Linked DNA regions of Homo sapiens: region 2 is linked to region 1. A link is an interaction called in ENCODE POLR2A ChIA-PET data of the cell type or tissue named here. Cell type or tissue: PC-3. All regions are shown on one strand. Each heading gives the region's core, and the rest is flanking DNA. Links, peaks and the distances in the headings are about the cores only. Region 1 overlaps FER (FER tyrosine kinase). Region 2 overlaps PJA2 (praja ring finger ubiquitin ligase 2).

Region 1 (9,727 bases), core at 2,156-6,155:
ACTGAAGATACTGTGGCCTAATGAAAAAGAGTGTTTCTGGCATCATCCATTGGCTAACGTGATATGAAATGACTTCATTTATATGAGCCAAAGAAAAATGGCTATTGATGAATGGAATCTTGACCTGAATCATTTGGAAAATGATTATAATCATAATCACCTCCTAGCTTACCTGTTTTATAAGTTAGAAATTTATATATCAAATTTATATACAGTATAACATACAACTGTAAATATACTTTAGGTGTCAGAGCCATAGAAGAATTTAATAATAGTAATGGTTTGTTAAGACACTGAAGTTCAGCATGGTAAAATTCATGCCACAGAAAAGCTGGAAGCAAAAATTTACTCATCTACAAAACTGAAATATTAATGTTATAATTAATATCTATAACTGACATTGTTCTCAGGTTCAGAAACTTTTCAACTTTTTTGACAGTAAAATCTAAACCTATATAAGCTGAACAAAACCTAAAATATATCTTACACATAAACTACACACAATAGTATTACAAGGATTTTCACTGAAGATGTATTTACAACAAAAAATTGAAAACCATGTAAAAATGTCACTCCCTCACTCAGAACGCTCAATGATTTCTAATTTCTCTATGAATTAGCACTGAAGTCCTACGTGGGTCTGTATGACTTTATGATCTAACTGCCCATTACTTCTCAGACCCTATCTCCTATTACTTTCTCTCTCTTCAGCTACACTGGCTTCCTTTTGGTTCCTCCTTTCATCTGCTCTTCCCACTGCCTGAAATATTCTCACCCCAAGCAGTCTCATTTGCTCTCTCAGTTCTTCCAGATATCTGCACAAATGGCACTTTATCAAGGAATCCTTCCTTAACCACACTATGTATAAAAATAACTCCCAGCACTCATTGCCTTATTGCCCCCAATCTTGCTTTTTTTCAAAAGAATTTACCACCATGTGACATACTATGTATTTATTTGTTTGTTTATTCACTGTCCCCTCCAATTAGAGTAAAAGGCCCATAACAGTGAAAACAAATTCTATTTTGTTCACTACTGTATCCCCAAAACCTAAAATGATACCTGACACCTGACATTCAATAAATATTTGCTTTTTGAATGGATAAATGAAAAAAAACTGAAGTAACTGTACATTCACTATTATAAAATGATACCTAAGATGCATTAAGTAAAAAAGCAAGATACAGAACACTACTGTTGTATGCTGTAACACTTGTGTAAAAAGAACAGCAGGCATATCATTTACACTTGTGTTTTTATTTGCATACAACACTTCTGGAAGATTACCTCTAAGGAAGAGAACTGGGACACTAAGAAAGGACACTTAGACCCATGTAAATGTGCATGTACTACCTATCCAAAGAAATTAAGGTTTTTCCTTTATGAATAAGAAATATGTAAAATAATCTTACAGAAAATCTACAATTCATACTTAAGAACTCAGTGAATATCAATTAATTTACCTGTAAACTAAGGTACATTTTTTAGAAAAACTGAAATAGAAGCTGATATTTTTCTACAGGATTTTATAATATACAAAATATGTTTATACACATTATCTCATTTCAGTGTCACAGAAATCCTGTAAGGCAAAAGAGGTATATATTCATTTCCTCCCTCTACGGAAAAGAAAACTCAGAAAGGTTAAGGGATCTTAACCATGTCTGGCTAATCTTTGTATTTTTAGTAGAGACAGGGTTTTGCCATGTTGGTCAGGCTGGTCTCGAACTCCTGACCTCAAGTGATCCACGGGCCTCAGCCTCCCAAAGTGCTAGGATTACAGGCGCAAACCACCAGGCCTGGCCTGACAATTTTTAGCCAACAAATTAAATGTGTTGTTGGTTGAAAATGTAACAAAATAGGATTTTACTGATACTGCTGCTCAATTAAGCAAAACTAAGTAACATGTGCAGAGAAGAAAAATCTATGTTGTGTGTTGGTCTAGCAAAAGGGCTTAAACAAAATGTGCAATTTCAGAAACAAAGGCAATTATCATACAGACTAGCTAATTACATTTATAAAGTAGAAATTCATTTTATGGTGCCATAAATTCTAGACATATCTGACATATAAGGGAGACTCTTTCAACAAAAATTATTATATGTTTGGTCCAAAGCATATATTGTCATAAAGTTAAATAACCAGATTATTCTGAAGGGAAAACGAAGTCCAATTATTTAATTCAGCATATACTAATTGAATATTTATTATGTTCTTACAACTAGATAACTAAAAAAAGAATGAAGAACATGTCTCTTAATAAATAAATAAATAAATAAATAAATATAATAAGAAAGCAGCTGATGTTTACTTGGAGATTAGAAAATTTTGATATTCTCATCACTGTGAGTCAACAGAGTTCACCCTCCTAATTTGCTCCAGAAGGCAGATTCTTCTACCCCAAAGAGCTAGAATTGAACTATTATATAAAATAATCCTTAAATTCAACAACACATAAGCAATTCAAAATTCTTCAGAATTATTAGACATTTAATCTGTCATTATCCCAATTCAATAAGAAAGGATTTATCTTCTAACTAAGCATTTCCCAAAGTATGCTCCATTACACTATGGTCCTCCCAGGAGGCTCCTTGAAAGGGAATTGGGACAATATTTTCAGAAACACTGCATCCCATATACTATTTCCCCCTTGGACATTTAATATTAAAGGCTTAGAAAGTTCCTGCAGTCAATATTACTGTTTCTTTTGGCTTCACCCAACATGACTCAAATTCTGCAACTCACTTCTCCATGGTACACTTCTTAACATCCCACAAACTAATGGGAAATACACAGAGAAAATAAAGATCTAATCTAATGAATCAAATCAATACAACAAAACTCAGACTAGTACTACTGCCAGCCTAGCAAAATAAATATGACTAACATTGCTAGGAAAACCTTCCATAAATTATCATTGTACTTCTCCTTTTGTAATTATAATGGTCTCAAAGATATCATCTCTAAATGCTCTAAAGATGTGTATTCTTATAGCCCGTTTTTTTCCTCTTTAATAGAGTACTGCCAAAGTTCAAATGAATTTATTCCCCCTCCGGTAGTCTATAAGCTTGATGGTATAACAGAAAAGACTAATCTTTCCAATGTTATCCTAAGCCTTAGAAACACTCTGTTAAGTTCAGAGAAGTAGAGTGAACCTTTGCAAATAAGGTAAAACTGTGATTTATGGTTTTTAAAGGTTACTCTACTAATAGACCAAAATTATTTTTATTTTATTTTGAGACTGGCTCTCACTCTGTCACCCAGGCTGGAGTGCAGTGGCACAATCGTGGAACACTGCAGTCTCAAACTACACACCTTAAACAATCCTTTTACCTCAAACTCCTGAGTGGTTAGCATTACAGGCATGTGCCACCACACCCGACTAATTTTTATATATTTGTAGAGACAAGGTTTTGCCATGTTGCCCAGGCTGGTCTCAAACTCCTGAACTCAGGCAGTAAATCCACCTCAGCCTCCCAAAATGCTGACATTACAGGTGTGAGCCACTACATCCAGTCTACCAAAATTATTTTTTAAATAATATTAAGGTTTATAAAATGGCAGGGTTTTATTTCTGTGGTAGACACAAAGTGATTATTATTTATTATATTCCCTTACAGGTGTGCCATTGAAGATGCTTCACTTTTATTTCTGATTCTGCTTACTGTCACTGGCTAGAGGAAATTCCAAAATTTTAAGATTCTATTATCTAACCTATTATGCCATAATCACCTGATTTAACAACCTATCTCCTCAAAGCACTTTTCCTTATACTCCATTCCTCTCTTGATGGCCTCTGTCTTTATTACACAGCTTTAATTCTTTAATCATTATAATCACTTTCTTATATGCATCTTCACTCCTCTTCCCCTCTCTTACTTAATTCATCATACTTATCTAGCATAACCACAGCTTTCCTCATTAGCATAGTTGTGAAGGAAAAAAAAAAGAAAGAAATTCATTTTTCACAGTTCCAGGAAGTCCAAGATCAAGGTGCTAGCAGACCTGGCATCTGAAAAGAGCCCAATCTCCAATTCCAAGATGGACCACTGAAGACTGCATCCTCCAAAGGAAAAGAATCCTTTGGTTTCACATGGCGGGGGTGGGGAGGTGGGCAAAGAGGTAAAGGGGAGCCAAACTCCCTCTTTTATAAAGACATTAATTACATCCATAAGGATGAAGCCCTCCTGACCTAATCACCTCTCAAAGGTCCCACCTCTTAACACTCTTACAATGGCAATTAAATTTCCACATGAGTTTTGGAGAGAGCAAACGTTTAAACTGTAACAATGAGCTTTAACTCTCATTGACTCATAGAGCTAAAATAAACATCAAGACTAAGACAAAATAAACATCAAACACTAAGAACTTGACTATACAACCCCAACCCTGATTACACATTTGATCATTTGGAACCTTTATAAGAATACCCAATGCATGGCACATTTCAATGGTACAGTTCCTTAAAGCACTCTTCTACAGAAGCATTCACCACCGAAGAGTCGGTATTTTCAGTAACACTGCCATTAACTAAGATCATGGAGCATAATTCATTGTCTCTCCTGCTCTCAAATAATATTTACACAAATTTTCACAATTTTCCATGATACAATAGTTTAATTTTGAGTTCTTCCAATTCTTCCAATATTCAAATAAGTCTCTTATTGAAATTGTATACCATTTATAGCAATGGAATTTATAAAGAGAAAATACCAATAGAACCACTTATGTGAATTCCAGGCTTTTCTTGTAACATTATTCATAAAGCAATGCTTAAACAGTCATTTGGGGACAAAATCATTTAAAGCTTTGATTGTTTTCGTTTCCAAGTAAACTGAAAAGTAATATTCTAATTATTAATTGAAAAACTGAATTACACAAAGATTTCACTGACACATGTAGATGTATTCTTAAGTTTTAGGAATTGGGCATTGTAAAAATTTCTAATTGTTCTGAAAAAATGCTGTAAAATCTCATTAACTGGCATTAATTTGTAAGAATGCCCTGTCTTATTTGTAAAATATTAATTTATTGCTTTAAACTACATATATTATAGTATTCTTTTACAAAAAAATCCTTAATGACTAAAAGCATTGCTTCAGCAAATAGGCAAGATCTAATTTATAATTAGTATTTCAACAATTTAAAATAAATTTGATAAAATGAAATATGCAGCACCATCTTGTAAAAATATATTAAGTATTATCACCATTGAATTAATGGACACGAGAGCAGAACTTGAAGGTGCCGGAAGGCAATTCATTCTCTTAAACTACACTATACACTACCTCAGAAACATTATCTATTCATTAGTTAAACAAAACTTTTCTTCAATGATTATGAAATATTAAACTCCAGATGATCAGAATTTTTTTTTTTTTTTTTGAGATGGAGTCTTGCCCTTTCACCAGGCTGGAGTGCAGTGGCACGATCTCAGCTCACTGCAACCTCCACCTCCCAGGTTCAAATGATTCTCCCACCTCAGCCTCCTGAGTAGCTGGGATTACAGGCACACACCACCACACCCAGCTAATTTTTTTTTTTTTGTATTTTAGTAGAGACAGGGTTTCACCATGTTGGCCAGGATGGTCTCGATCTCCTGACCTTGTGATCCACCCACCTCGGCCTCCCAAGGTGCTGGGATTACAGGCGTGAGCCACCGCGCCCAGCCAAGCCTTTAAATAACCAATTCCACAACGTCATGGTAACAGGGAAATATTATAAACCACACTCAGTGAACAAAAGATTTACTAGATAAGATATTCCAAAGCCAAACAAAAGGAAAACATTTCAAAAGTTCCTTTGAAAGAACACATATGCCAGATACTTATCAAGAATCATGAAGCAAGAAAGGGAATTTAATAGGGTCCTTGGTACATGTGCTGAGATCCTTATAGCTAGGACAGTGAAAGAGTGCAAGGATTCATAATTCACAATTCACAAAGTGATGTGTAGATTAATATGGCTCAATATTACTAACAACCACAATAGTTTAATTTTAATATTTAATAGTAATAGTAATAACCACAATTGTTTAAATACTTCATATTCATTACTACATTTACCGTATTCTCAGATACGGTCTTTTTTTTTTTTTTTTGCTATGGAGACATATGAACCCACTTAATCAAATCATACTATTTAGAACAACATAAAGTAAAAAGTACTAAAATATCAGCTATAGCATAACTATAATAGTTCTGTAAGTTACCCACAGGAAATGCCAAGGATGTAGCTCAGACTTTTTTAACCTTGGCACTTTTGACATTTTAGCCTGGATAATTTTGTGCTGGGAGTGTGAAGGGAGGGGCTGTTCTGTGCATTCTAAGAGGTTTACCAGCATCACCAATCTCTACCCACTAGATCTGGTTATGACAATCACAGTGTCTGGTGATACTACCAAATGTCCCAGGTATGTGTGTGGCAGGGGGTGAGAACCACCAACATACATAGATAGATAGATCAATAGGTAGATAATAGAAAAAGGAAAGATAAAGAAAGAAAGAGGAAGAGAGAGAAAAGAAAGAGGAAGAGAGAAAGGAAAGAAAAAGAAAAAGAAAGGAAGGAAGGAAGGAAGGAAAGGGGAGGGGAAGGGAGGGGAGGGGAGGGGAAGGGAGGGAAGGGAAGGGAAGGGAGGAAGGGGAGGGGAAGGGAGGGAAAGGAAGGAAGAAGGAGAAAGGAGAGAGAAAGAGGAAGGAAAGGAAAGGAGAGGACAGAAAGGAAGAGGAGAGAGGGGAGCAAAGAAGAGAAGAAAGGAGAGGAGTGGAAAGGAAAGGAGAGAAGAAGAAAGACTTTATACTAGGCATTCTTAAACAGTTAATAAAACTATGAAATAAAGTTGAATTTCAAGTTGGTGAATTTGAATGTATTTATTGTAGTCTAAGGGTCACATTTATGAGCAGAAAAAAAATTCTTAAACTAAATCAATATTTTGTATTTTAAAAGCAATAAATACACCAGCAATCTCAGATAAATAAGATTCTACTTAAGAAGAAAAAAATCAATAAATAGCTTTCTTCTTATTGCTTACTTCTCTCTTAAGAATAAGACCCTACCTTCCTGCTGTCTCCCAGGAATAAAAACAACTGCAGTCTTTCCTTTCAGTTTTGAAGGCAAGAGAAGAACTTTTTCCTCTGACTCTACAGGTGGTTCCTGAAAGTGCTCTCCAGGTGACCTGAGGTGACTGACAAGTCTATTTTGCATTTACAAACAAGTTTAATAGGACCTGCATATTAACAAGAGTAACAATTTGTTATAGCAAATTTAAATAATTTTTGTATGCACTTATTACCTAGACACTACTCTTCCAAGTTTCTCATTGGATTATTCTTTAGCTTACCATAGATGTAACTGATCGTGCATCTTCTTCATAATTTACTACTGGAGGTGGCTCTTTCCCATCATTTTCTTGCACTTTTTGCTCTAGTAATTCCTTCTGTGCTGAAAACTTTGCTTCAGTGCATCTCAGCTGCTGGACTGACTGTTTCAGTTCTTCAAGTGCCTGTTTTTGGCTTAGCAGAAGCACAATACTAAAAGAGAATAAATATAAATGATTTCAACTTCATTAAGAAGACATTAAGGAAACCTCATATATGTAAATTATGCTTTTCTTTGATTTCATTTTTATAAGAGCCCTTTAGAATCATAAAAAATATGAAACTAAGCAGATTTTAAGTTATCACAGTATTTATTACATGCTAGCATTAACAAAATATAATGAAGTGTTTGGAGTCAAATCCAAATTCAAGATGCTTTCAAATATATTATGATCTATGGCATTCATTTTATTTTAGCTAAACTATATACCTCACAGAGTAGACACTTAGGTCCAGAGGTATAGGGCCTAGAATGAATTAAAATAACAGAAGCAGGATCTTAAATTTACTTTAAGTATCAAAGGCAATATAGCTAGGGTCAGATCTGTGCCTAGGGTAAAATAAATAAAATCAAGGTGACAGTCTGGACACAAAGCTTGTGTATATGTTGTGAGGGATGTGTGTCTGGCGGCAAGTGAAACTACTATGACAAGGACTAAGGGCTAAGATGTAACTGGAGGAATGAGTAAAACAAAGGTCTCCAAATCTTTCCAACGTCTCCAATATAAATACAGTATACTTTCCCATCCCTCCTTTAAAGTACAGGGCCACAGGTTGTCTTACTGTGACTTTTTAACCCTTGGAGGCTGCCTTCAATGGGAATTTCAAACTAATTCACCCACATTGAAGCCACGTGTAAACAGGTAGTGGTGGTAGATACTTCTGGAAATAGCCCACACTATATATTACAATAATTTCCAAAAAGGACCGTGCCATGCACTGCTGAAAGTAAGTTATTAATATGTAAGAGACAATAGATTATAAATTAGACAAAATGTCAAAATTGGAAAATAAGGTCAGAAAATACTATCTTCTTAAATTTAAACTATAAGTCTCAACATAAACTGAATAAATATTCACAGACAAAAGTAACCCACACTAAGAGAGATTTATTTATATATATGATGCTGATGGATATTTTGAAAACTAAATTCAAACTTAATTGAGCACAGTGCAACCTCAGTGACTGCTATAAAGAAAGCTGTAATCTCCTTATTGTAACAAGTTTCAGGTGAGTGTCCTAACAAACAGTAGAGAAAAAAGTCTAAGAAAAGTAAAACTAATGAGTAAGAACATTTGTGAGAGACCTAGTAATATCCAGAAGACAGACCTCTCCAGTGGAATTCAATAAATGGTAATCAGCATTTACATCATTATCATTCAACAGTCTGTGATCTGTGTTCTAAATCCACAGACTTCTTCATAAGTTCATGCTGGTTTATTTATTAGTTAGTATCTTCTTTTTAATAATAAATTGACATTTCTGATTTCTCAGTAATCTCTTGAAAGAAAGTTGATTTTTTAAAAGAATCACTTTTGTGAACATAAATTTCTAAGGACCAGGTCCTGGAAAAGACTGCACCCATTATGTACTTAAAGCTTCCAGAGGGTTTCCTCTTTGCATCTCCTAGCTACCAAGAAAAAAAAAAGACTCCAACAATGACAACAATATAAGAAATAATTTAAAACATACAAGGTAAAGTGGAAAAATATATTTTCATGTACTTCCGGAATATCAGTCACAAAAAGGTGAATGATTTCAAAAATGTGGGCAAAATCAACAGGGAGGTATACTTCAAAATAATAATACTCTAAAGTAGTATTGTTACAGTAATTTTACACAAACGAATTTCATAAAGACTACCAGGAAAAATAAAAAAAATTTAAAAGAATAAAAATAAACTTTGCAAAATGAAATCAGAAATGACAAGGCACAAGGCAAGTAAATATTAACTGAACATCTGAATATAATTCAAAAACATTTATTTATGGAAGTAAATAATATACATTTTACTCTCTTAAACCTATGGTCAGCTGAATAATGTCCCCCAAAAGATAACCACATCCTTATGCCCAGAACCTGTAGTGTTTGTCAGCTTACGTGGCAAAGAAACTTTTCAGATATGATTAAATTGAGGATGTTGAGATGTCCGATTATCCTGTATTATTCAGGTGGGCCTAGTGTAATCATAAGAATACTTACAAGAAGGAGGCAAGATGAACAATGTCAGAAAAGGTGATGTGACAATGGAAATGGTGGAAGAAAAGGCAGTGTAACTTGGGACCAAGAGTGATGTAATGAGGACAGCCTCTAAAAACTGGAAAAGGCAAAGGAAGCAAATTCTCCCCTA
Region 2 (9,727 bases), core at 3,932-7,931, 480 kb before region 1:
GTACTTAACCTGAGCGGGTAGTACAATCAAAAGATTTCCACAGAAGTAGCTGATTAATAGCCCTTGAAAACACGTAGACTAAATTTAGATCAGGATGTTAGACGGCTCCGAAGAGTATCTTTAAGAAGAAAAGTGGAATCACATTAAAGAAAAGTTTAAGAAACAGGGTGATTTCCATGATTTCTGTACTGTTTCCAATTCCTTTCCTCTCTTTAGTAGCATTCCTATCAGGCATTTGCACCAACCATGCTACCAAAGGTGCCGCCATTCGCCATTATCCTCCATGTTGCTAAGTGGTCAGTGATAGGCCTTCATCATACTTTAACTTTTGGCACGATCAGTTCTGCCTAAAACACTTTCTTCACTTGGTGTTCACACTTCAGTATTTTTCTTTTCTCTCACTGCCCTCTGTTGTTTTTTCTGCTATAGGTTAAGCATCCCTAATTCAAAAATTTAACATTTGAAAAATGTTCCAAAATCTGAAACTTTTTTTTTTTTTTGAGACAGAGTCTCACTGACCTCAGGTGATTGCTTGCCTTGGCCTTCCAAAGTGCTGGGATTACAGGTGTGAGCAACTGCACCTGGCCCCAAAATCTGAAACATTTTTACTGCCAATATGGCACCATAATTTTAACATTCCACACATCAGTACTTAACAGAAGCTTTATTTCATGCACACAATTATTAAAAGTATTGTATAAAATTACTTTCAGACTGTGTGTGTAAGATGTGTAGGAAACAAGTGAATTTTCTGTTTAGACTTGGATGTCATCCCCACGATATCTCATTATGTATATGCAAATATTCAAAGATTTGAAAAAATCCCAAATCCGCACTTCTGGTTCCAAGCATTTTGGAAAAGGGATACTCAATCTCTGCTTCTTTTTCCCTGGCCTCTTCATATTTGATTTTCTCAGGGCTTAACTTCACTTCTCCATGTACACCTAGAGATCTCATCCAAGTTCATACCTGTTTTGGTATAATCTATACACTGACAACTCCCAAATTATACTAACAGCTCATAATTCTTCAGTCAACACCAGACTCCTATTTAATATTTCCATTTGAATGTCTAATAGATATCTCAAACTTAACTCATCCAAAACTGAACTGAATATATTTTCTTCAAATCTGGCTCTTCCACAATTTTTCCTACATTAATTGAAATTTACTCCATTTTTCCCATTGCCCAGCCTGTAAAACCTGGAGTCAACCTCGACCTTCTTTCATATCCTATATTAGTAAATTTTGTTGATTGTATTTTTACAATATGTCCAGAATCTGGTCATTTCTTACCATCTTTATTTTAACCCTGGTCCAAACCACTATGATCTCTTACCAGTATTATTTTGATAGCTTTTTAACAGTGCTCCCTGCTTTAGACCTCATTCCTCTTCATGCTATTCAATACAGTAGCCAGAGCATTCTTCTTAAAACAGAAGTCAAATATCTCTTCTGTGGTCAGAACTTTGATGGTTTTCCATCTCAGAATAAAACGCACATTTCAGCCAGGCACTGTGGCTCATGCCTGTAATCCCAGCACTTTGGGTGGCCAAGGCAGGTGGATCACGTGGTCAGGAGTTTGAGACCAGCCTGACCAATATGGTGAAACCCTGTCTCTACTAAAAATACAAAAATTAGCCGGGCATGGTGGCACACGCCTACAGTCCCAGCTACTGGGAGGCTGAGGCAGGAGAATCACTTGAACCCGTGAGGTGGAAGTTGCAGTGAGCCGAGATCAAGCCCCTGCACTCCAGCCTGGGCGACAGAGCAAGACTCGCCCTCAAAAAAAAAAAAGTTAAAACACTGTTAATTAGCACCTATGTTTTTGCCAGTATGTTAAGATTATTATTATTTTTATATTCCTTTTCTCTTTAGCTGTTGCTAACAGCCTCTTTTGATTCAGATACTTTAAAGGATCATAACTTGTTACTGAATTTATAAATTATATGGGTGAATGTGGGTTTGTACTCTTACGTATGTTAATATATATCTGTCTGTGATTAGACAGGTAACATATAAATTAAACTCATTTGCAGAGCTATTGCATTAATGATGAGCAATTAGCAGTAGCTCAAGTGTTTAAATAAATAAGGTGTTTAAATAAAAACTTAACCAAACTTTCAAAAAAACCACAGGTTGCAACTTCTCAAATAGTACTTTTCAAATAGTAAATAAATGCATTAATTTCAAAACAGAAGTTCTTTTTGTATTTGTTCCATGATAAATTGTAGTTTTTCCTGATTGAAAATAGGTTCTTATTTGGGATTAAATTATCTGATCAACTGACTATTGCAAAGAATAAATACATCATTATTTACACACATTAATTATTGTTATAAGCCATTACACATTTTTAAAAAATGAAGTTTGTATTCTTACAGTTACCTTTTAGCAATTCCAGGGCTAAAGGAACTTTACTGCTTGACAGAGAAGCAATGATAGCACAGTGTAGTAGACTCCCAAATAGTTTGGTTACATACCTGAGTCAGTACTTCTGATATTTTTGTTTGTTTACTTACAAATTATGTATGTGTTGTTGTCATTGACAGTCTTAAGGATGATATATACTTAGGCAAGGTTTATCAAGAGCAGATGTAAATCTGTATTTCACATAGCCATTTTGGTATTTCTGAGAGTTTTTGATTGGCTTGTCAAATTGTGTTGTATTTTTCTTGTTTTTATTTATTTTTGGGACGGGATCTCACTTTGTCACCCAGGCCTGGAGTGCAGTGGCATGATCTCGGCTCACTGCAGCCTCCACCTCCTGGGCTCAAGCAATCCTCCCACCACAGCCTCCTGAGGGACTAGAGGTGTGCACCACCACGCCTGGCTAATTTTTGTATTTCTTGCAGAGACAGACTTTCACCATGTTGGCCAGGTTGTTCTCGAATTCCTGAGCTCAAACTGATTTGCTCGCCTTGGCCTGCCAAAGTGCTGTAATCTAAGGCGGATCACAGGCATTTGCCACCATGCTGGCTACATCACATTGTATTTTTCTAAGTTTTATTATAAGACTTCACTAGGAGGAGCAGAAGTATCAGTTTTGCTATTTTTGTGCTTTTATTAATATATTGTTCAATTCATTGTTTCTTTGTAGGAATCTTCTGCGGCTTGTCCATAGTGTGAATAAAAACTAAATCACATCTATAATTCTACTGAACTGGTCACACAGACGCTGCCATATATGTCACAGTACACTGAAAAGGAGCCAGCAGGTAAGGAAAGTCAGTTCTTCTACATTGAGTACTTCTTGTTTTTTCCTCTGGGTACCTTGAGTACCAGTAAGTGACATATGATCATCTGACCTGTGGTCTTACTAAAAGGCTGGTTTTGATCCATATATTGAATATTTGTAAAGCTTAGTTTCTAATTTTTGATAGGTAAAAATAGAAATTCTGGTATTTTCTTTCCATACCCATTTAGCTTGGAAAGCTTTATGCTTTCCACTTCGGAGACTATTCTTTTGGTAGAATTGTTAAGGGCATTGGTTCTGGAGTCATACTTTTGGATTATTAGACAAGTTATCCAACACTTAATTTTAACTTTAATTTTTCAATTTTTAAAATAGAATACAATATCCACCTCAAGATTACTGATGGGATTAAATAAGTGTAACACTTGATATTATTTATACTCGATATGTGCGTGTATTATAAATACATGTTTGTTTCTGTTTCCTTCTTGGAAGTGATTATATTTCTTATTTTAATACAACTAAGAAATTATGTAACTGTTTCATTCATTCATTTATTCATTTTTTTTTTTTTTTTGAGATGGAGTTTCGAACTGTCACCCAAGCTGGAGTGCAGTGGCACAGTCTTGGCTCACTGCAACCTCCGCCTCCTGGGTTCAAGTGATTCTCATGCCTCAGCTTCCTGAGTAGCTGGAATTATGGGCATGTGCCACCACGTCTGGCTAATTTTTGTATTTTTAGTAGAGACGGGGTTTCGCCATGTTGGCTAGGCTGATCTCGAACTCCTGGCCTCAAGTGATCCGACTGCCTCATCCTCCCAAAGTACCGGGATTACAGGCATGAGCCACCATGCCCAGCAACTGTTGCATTTATTGACTATACCATATGCTGTGAGAAAATATTTTGTTTAGTTGCTGTGTAGTACATGTAATGTATAATTGACTAAGCAGACTTACACTTAATATATATATGTGTGTGTATAATAATGTACTACTTAGTGAAAGTTGCTGCTGTTTACTACTGTATACCCCTCAGTCAACAAAACTTAATTGTCAAGTCATGTAAATGTTGATGGCTTTTCTTACCATAACATATACCATTTATTGGTAGTTTTGAAGGCAGGGTAGTATGTGTTTGACCTGGCTCATTGCTGTTTTCTTTTGGATAGTTTTATCTGACGTTAATCTTTGGAACATATTTATTGTGATCTAGTTGATTCTTCATGGTACAGATACCATTTAAAGAGGTTACTTGTTATCTTTGACATAAATGTTTTCATTCTTAAAGTAATTGAAACCATCATATCATAATGCTAGTAATTGATTCATCAAATATGTATTGAGCACTTATATTAATATAATATATAAGGTACTTAATTTGGAAGATCTCCCATAAAGAGCTTTGGCAGTATAATAATTTGGCATATGAAAAATATTTTTTGATAGGTTTCATTATAAAAATCTGAAATACCTTAAAGAAACCAAATTTTAAAACATATTTTTTGAAGGGAAAAGGCCACTAACTCTTATTATATAGTACTTCATATTTAATTTTCTAGTGTGTGAAGAATAATGTTTTATAGTACTAGTAAGGTACACTTCATGTTCAGAAGCATATGATTTGATAAATAATAAAATATAAACTGAAGTAGTTTTCCCCAACAGGTTGCAAGAATAAAGCTCATTGCTGTTCCTGTTTTAATTTTTTAACTTTTTTTTCAGCAATGGACCAAGAATCTGGTAAGGCTGTCTGGCCCAAACCAGCAGGAGGGTATCAGACAATTACAGGCAGGAGATATGGAAGAAGACATGCTTATGTCAGTTTTAAACCATGTATGACCAGACATGAAAGAAGCTTAGGTCGGGCTGGTGATGACTATGAAGTGTTGGAACTAGATGATGTTCCAAAGGAAAATTCCTCAGGTGTGTAACATTTAATTATTTAAAGGTTATTAATAGTTATATAGGAATTGATCTTATAATTAAATTTTTGGGTGGGTATTATGCATGTCTGTGAGTGTAAATGCAGCACACTTCCTATCAAGAAATTCTATTTTGAAATTCTTATTGAATTTAATATTAATGGTGTATATATTTAAACATTGTAGAAGAAAATAGAATACAGCCAATCATTAAAATATAACCACACTCTCATAGTAGTGATTACGTTGTCATAACCTCCAGCCAAAGGAAATCATCTTTGAATCAAAAAGATATATTTTGAAATTTTTAAAAATGTGGATCAAGTAGAGATATTTTTTCCCTGCATATAATATTTAAATAACTTTTCTTCTTCTTCTTTTTTTTTTTTTGAGATGGAGTCACGTTCTGTTGCCCAGGATGGACTGCAGTAGTGCATCTTGGCTGACTGCAACCTCCATCTCCCAGGTTCAAACAATTCTTGTGCCTCAGCCTCCTTAGTAGCTGGGATTACAGGTGTTTGTCACTGCACCCAGCTAATTTTTGTATTTTTAGTAGAGACAGGGTTTCACCACGTTGGCCAGGCTGATCTCAAACTCCTGACCTCTCAAGTGATCCACCTGTCTTGGCTGGCTTCCCAAAGTGCTGGGATTACAGGTGTGAGTCACCATGCCTGGCGTTCTTTTTTTTTTTTTTTTTTTGAGATGGAATCTTACTTTGTCATCCAGGCTGGTGTGCAGTGACGTGATCTGGGCTCCCTGCAGCCTCCACCTCCTGGGTTCAAGTGGTTCTCCTGCCTCAGCCTCCCAAGTAGCTGGGACTACAGGCATGCGCCTCCACGCCTAATTTTTGTATTTTTTGGTAGAGATGGGGTTTTGCCATGTTGCCCAGGCTGGTCTCGAACTCCTGACCTCAAGTGGTCCGTCCAACTCAGCCTCCCAAAGTGCTGGGATTACAGACATGGGCCATTGTGCCCGGCCAACTTTTCTTCTTTTAATTTTATCCTAAATTTAACTTGGCTTGTTTATTTTTTCATCATTTTACAAAATCCAAAGGACAAGGAAGGCTTATTCAATTAAAATTTCTTAGTTATTCAATGGTTTTGAAAAAGTATTTTGCAGCTATCCATGTACCATAATTGCACATTTTTGGACTGGATTTGTCTTCTTCCTCTTGTTCTAAGCAAACTTGACAAGACATTTCTAGATTATTTTTGCTGTCATATGTAAGAATCTGAATTACTAGCTAGGGTCATCCCATTGAAGAACCCTTCGTTCCCAGCTACTTGGGAGGCTGAGGCAGGAGAATGGTGTGAACCTGGGAGGCGGAGCTTGCAGTGAGCCGAGATCATGCCACTGCACTCCAGCCTGGGCCACAGAGCAAGACTCCGTCTCAAAAAAAAAAAAAAAAAAAAAAAAAGAACCCTTCGTACCATATATCAAAGAACCCTTCGTACCATATATCATGGCCGAACTTCAGTTATTTTACAATTCATGAATTTTTATTCCAGCAAATCTCAAATGTCTTCATTTTTTTTATTAGTGGTGATGCAAGATAGTTATGCTTAAAGTAATTTATAGATATGATTTTACTCATGTTTCAGAATTCTCACAATTATGACAAGAATCAACATATTGATCTCTTTGTTGTTTTTCAGTCATAACTATAACACATCTAAAGTAAACTTATTACAAATGTATTACAACAATTCAATTTATAATCTGTCGAGATACTGAGATATAATTTTGTGAATTGCCAACAAAACACAATAGGGTCTAATTTCTCTTAAATCTGTAACTATAGTTATTATATCTGTCATAAGTACTTTTGAAGGTTTTTTGTTTTGTTGTTGTTTTTACCTGCATATAATAAAGAAGGTAAGTTTGGAAATCACTGGGAAGCAGATTGGTTACCCTAGACTCCACTTACGAGAGGCTTCCCATTGTATAACCTCTCAAGAGCTTCTCCTTTATATGTCTTGCAGAAGGCATTAGATATTAGGATTTAGATAGAAAACTGCCAAAGCCATGTGAGGGAGATGATAGTGAAAGGCTGTACATTGACATAAATGAACTCATAGAGTAATCAGTCTGCATTCTCAGTTAAGGAGCATAGAAGTGCTTGGTAAATAAATTTACTCATGTATTCAAGTAGTAATAATTGGTATGATTTCCACTTAAGTGATAGTTATTACATAAAATTTTATCTAAGTTAATCCTTTAAAATATGTTTTCTTTTGTTTTTTATGAAGGTTCCAGTCCTTTGGATCAAGTTGATTCTTCTTTACCCAGTGAACCTATATTTGAAAAAAGTGAAACAGAAATTCCCACTTGTGGTTCAGCATTGAATCAAACCACTGAGAGCAGTCAATCCTTTGTTGCAGTACATCACAGTGAGGAAGGCAGGGATACCTTAGGAAGCAGTACAAATCTTCATAATCACTCTGAGGGAGAGTATATTCCAGGAGCTTGTAGTGCTTCAAGTGTCCAAAATGGAATTGCATTGGTTCATACAGACTCTTATGATCCAGATGGCAAACATGGAGAAGATAATGACCATCTTCAACTTTCTGCAGAAGTCGTGGAAGGTAGTAGATACCAGGAATCATTAGGCAATACAGTATTTGAGTTGGAAAACAGAGAGGCAGAGGCATACACTGGTCTTTCACCACCAGTTCCCTCATTTAACTGTGAAGTAAGAGATGAGTTTGAAGAGTTAGATTCTGTACCATTAGTGAAAAGTTCTGCTGGTGATACTGAGTTTGTCCATCAGAATAGCCAGGAAATTCAGAGGTCTTCTCAAGATGAAATGGTTAGTACGAAACAACAAAATAATACTAGCCAGGAAAGACAGACAGAACATTCACCTGAAGATGCAGCCTGTGGTCCAGGGCATATTTGTAGTGAACAAAATACCAATGATAGGGAAAAGAACCATGGAAGTTCTCCTGAACAGGTAGTGAGGCCAAAAGTTAGAAAACTGATAAGTTCAAGCCAGGTGGACCAAGAAACAGGTTTTAATAGGCATGAGGCGAAACAAAGAAGTGTTCAAAGATGGAGAGAGGCTTTGGAAGTTGAGGAAAGTGGCTCAGATGACCTCTTAATAAAATGTGAAGAATATGATGGAGAGCATGACTGTATGTTCTTGGATCCACCATACTCAAGAGTTATTACACAAAGGGAAACAGAAAATAACCAAATGACATCAGAAAGTGGAGCCACAGCAGGAAGGCAAGAGGTGGATAACACCTTTTGGAATGGCTGTGGAGATTATTACCAACTCTATGACAAAGATGAAGATAGGTAAGGTCACATCCAGTACTTTTTCCGATTGTGTAGTAAATGAAGTGGTTTCTTTCTAGAACCATGTTTGATGGCTGGGCTATTTGATATGATCAGGGAATTAGACATTTTGACTTACCAAATATTTTTATTTACTGAATGCTAACCATACATGCAAACTACTCATTAGAATTTTTCACAAAAAAATGTTTTTGAGGTTTTTAGTAGTTTACAGAAGTAAGTTCAGATAATGATTATTATTATAAAGGGATAGAGATGCTAGTTCATGGTATTTCAATTAATAAAATGTAAAATAAACATTTGTTGTATTTTTTAAAAACCTACATTAAGCCAGTCTGGGTTTAAAAAGTGATTAATATCACAAATTATTGATTGGTAATACTTCATTAACATTGCCAGTAGTGACTAATATCACTTGTTTCCCTCTTTATCTGTTCTTCCTGTGGCTCTTCCTATCACTAAGTTTATTTTTTACTTATTTTTTCTTAGCATTCAATTCTCATTAACAACTCTGTGTGGTAGATTCCATTATTTCCCTCATTTGTAAATAAGGAAACTGAGGCACAGAGCATTATATAACTTCCTAAGGTCACAGAGCAACTTAATGGTAGAGCTGGACTTTGAGTACCTAACTGGGTATTCCAGAGACTGTTCACCACTATTCTTTGCTATTTTCAACAGAACATAAAACTTATAATAAGCATTCTGATTGCTCTTACAAACCCGTATCTTTTTTTTCCAAACCATAAGACAACAGAAAAAGAAAAAAATGGAGAATTTCTTTGTTCAGTTGCTGAATTTCCATTACCCCAGTGTCCAGATTTTCATGAGTCCTTGTAAGCTAGTTGCATCCCTGACAGTGCTCAATTACAGTGCAATTGCAAGATTTTATTAGCTAGTGGAAATAATTGTGTGGTTTTTTTTTAGTTAGAAAGTACTATAAAGGAAGAAATTTACCATTTTGAATATGAATGCATTTTAATTCATGTCATAAAACAATTCATTTGATTTTCTTTGGACATATGAATTAAGCTACTATAATACAGATTGTGTAATTTATTATAGAAAATATTTAAAATATAATTTCTGCTGCTCTGTCAAAGTCTGTAAACTTTAAGGGTTAGTAAGTAATTTTTGTATGATATACTGTTTTTAAGCTAAAGGTAAAGTTTTTTTCAGTTCAAGCCCACAGTGTTTTATTCAGTATCCACACTTCTAAAAACAGAAATTGGCCACAAAGCCTGACCTGATGTTAACTTCCTGGATAAGCAGATCTGGATCTGAATTGAAATGAGGGTATTTTTTCAAAT

Evidence for each region. ChIA-PET counts read pairs that join two places held together with the same protein. Peaks named below come from ENCODE experiments on the same cell type or tissue, not always from the same donor. Only the 100,000 strongest peaks of a DNase experiment are listed, where the experiment ranks them.
Region 2: POLR2A ChIA-PET joins it to region 1 with 9 read pairs; 1 of 35 experiments calls an interaction of 5 or more read pairs at or near these places.

What each region holds. Positions count from the first base shown.
Region 1 is chr5:108,895,461-108,905,187 of GRCh38, reverse strand. FER (FER tyrosine kinase) reads right to left here. Exons shown (of 20, transcript NM_005246.4): 10 at 7,340-7,529. Among named protein-coding and RNA genes, the nearest start is that of FER, 150 kb to the right of the region's middle. In PC-3, for the core only: no CTCF peak of the experiment used is centred there; a DNase peak (open chromatin) is centred at 4,367; H3K27ac peaks cover 1,120 bases.
Region 2 is chr5:109,376,894-109,386,620 of GRCh38, reverse strand. It overlaps PJA2 (praja ring finger ubiquitin ligase 2), which reads left to right. Exons shown (of 10, transcript NM_014819.5): 2 at 3,101-3,218; 3 at 4,918-5,118; 4 at 7,367-8,417. The coding sequence starts at 3,188. Among named protein-coding and RNA genes, the nearest start is that of PJA2, 28 kb to the left of the region's middle. In PC-3, for the core only: no CTCF peak of the experiment used is centred there; a DNase peak (open chromatin) is centred at 5,760.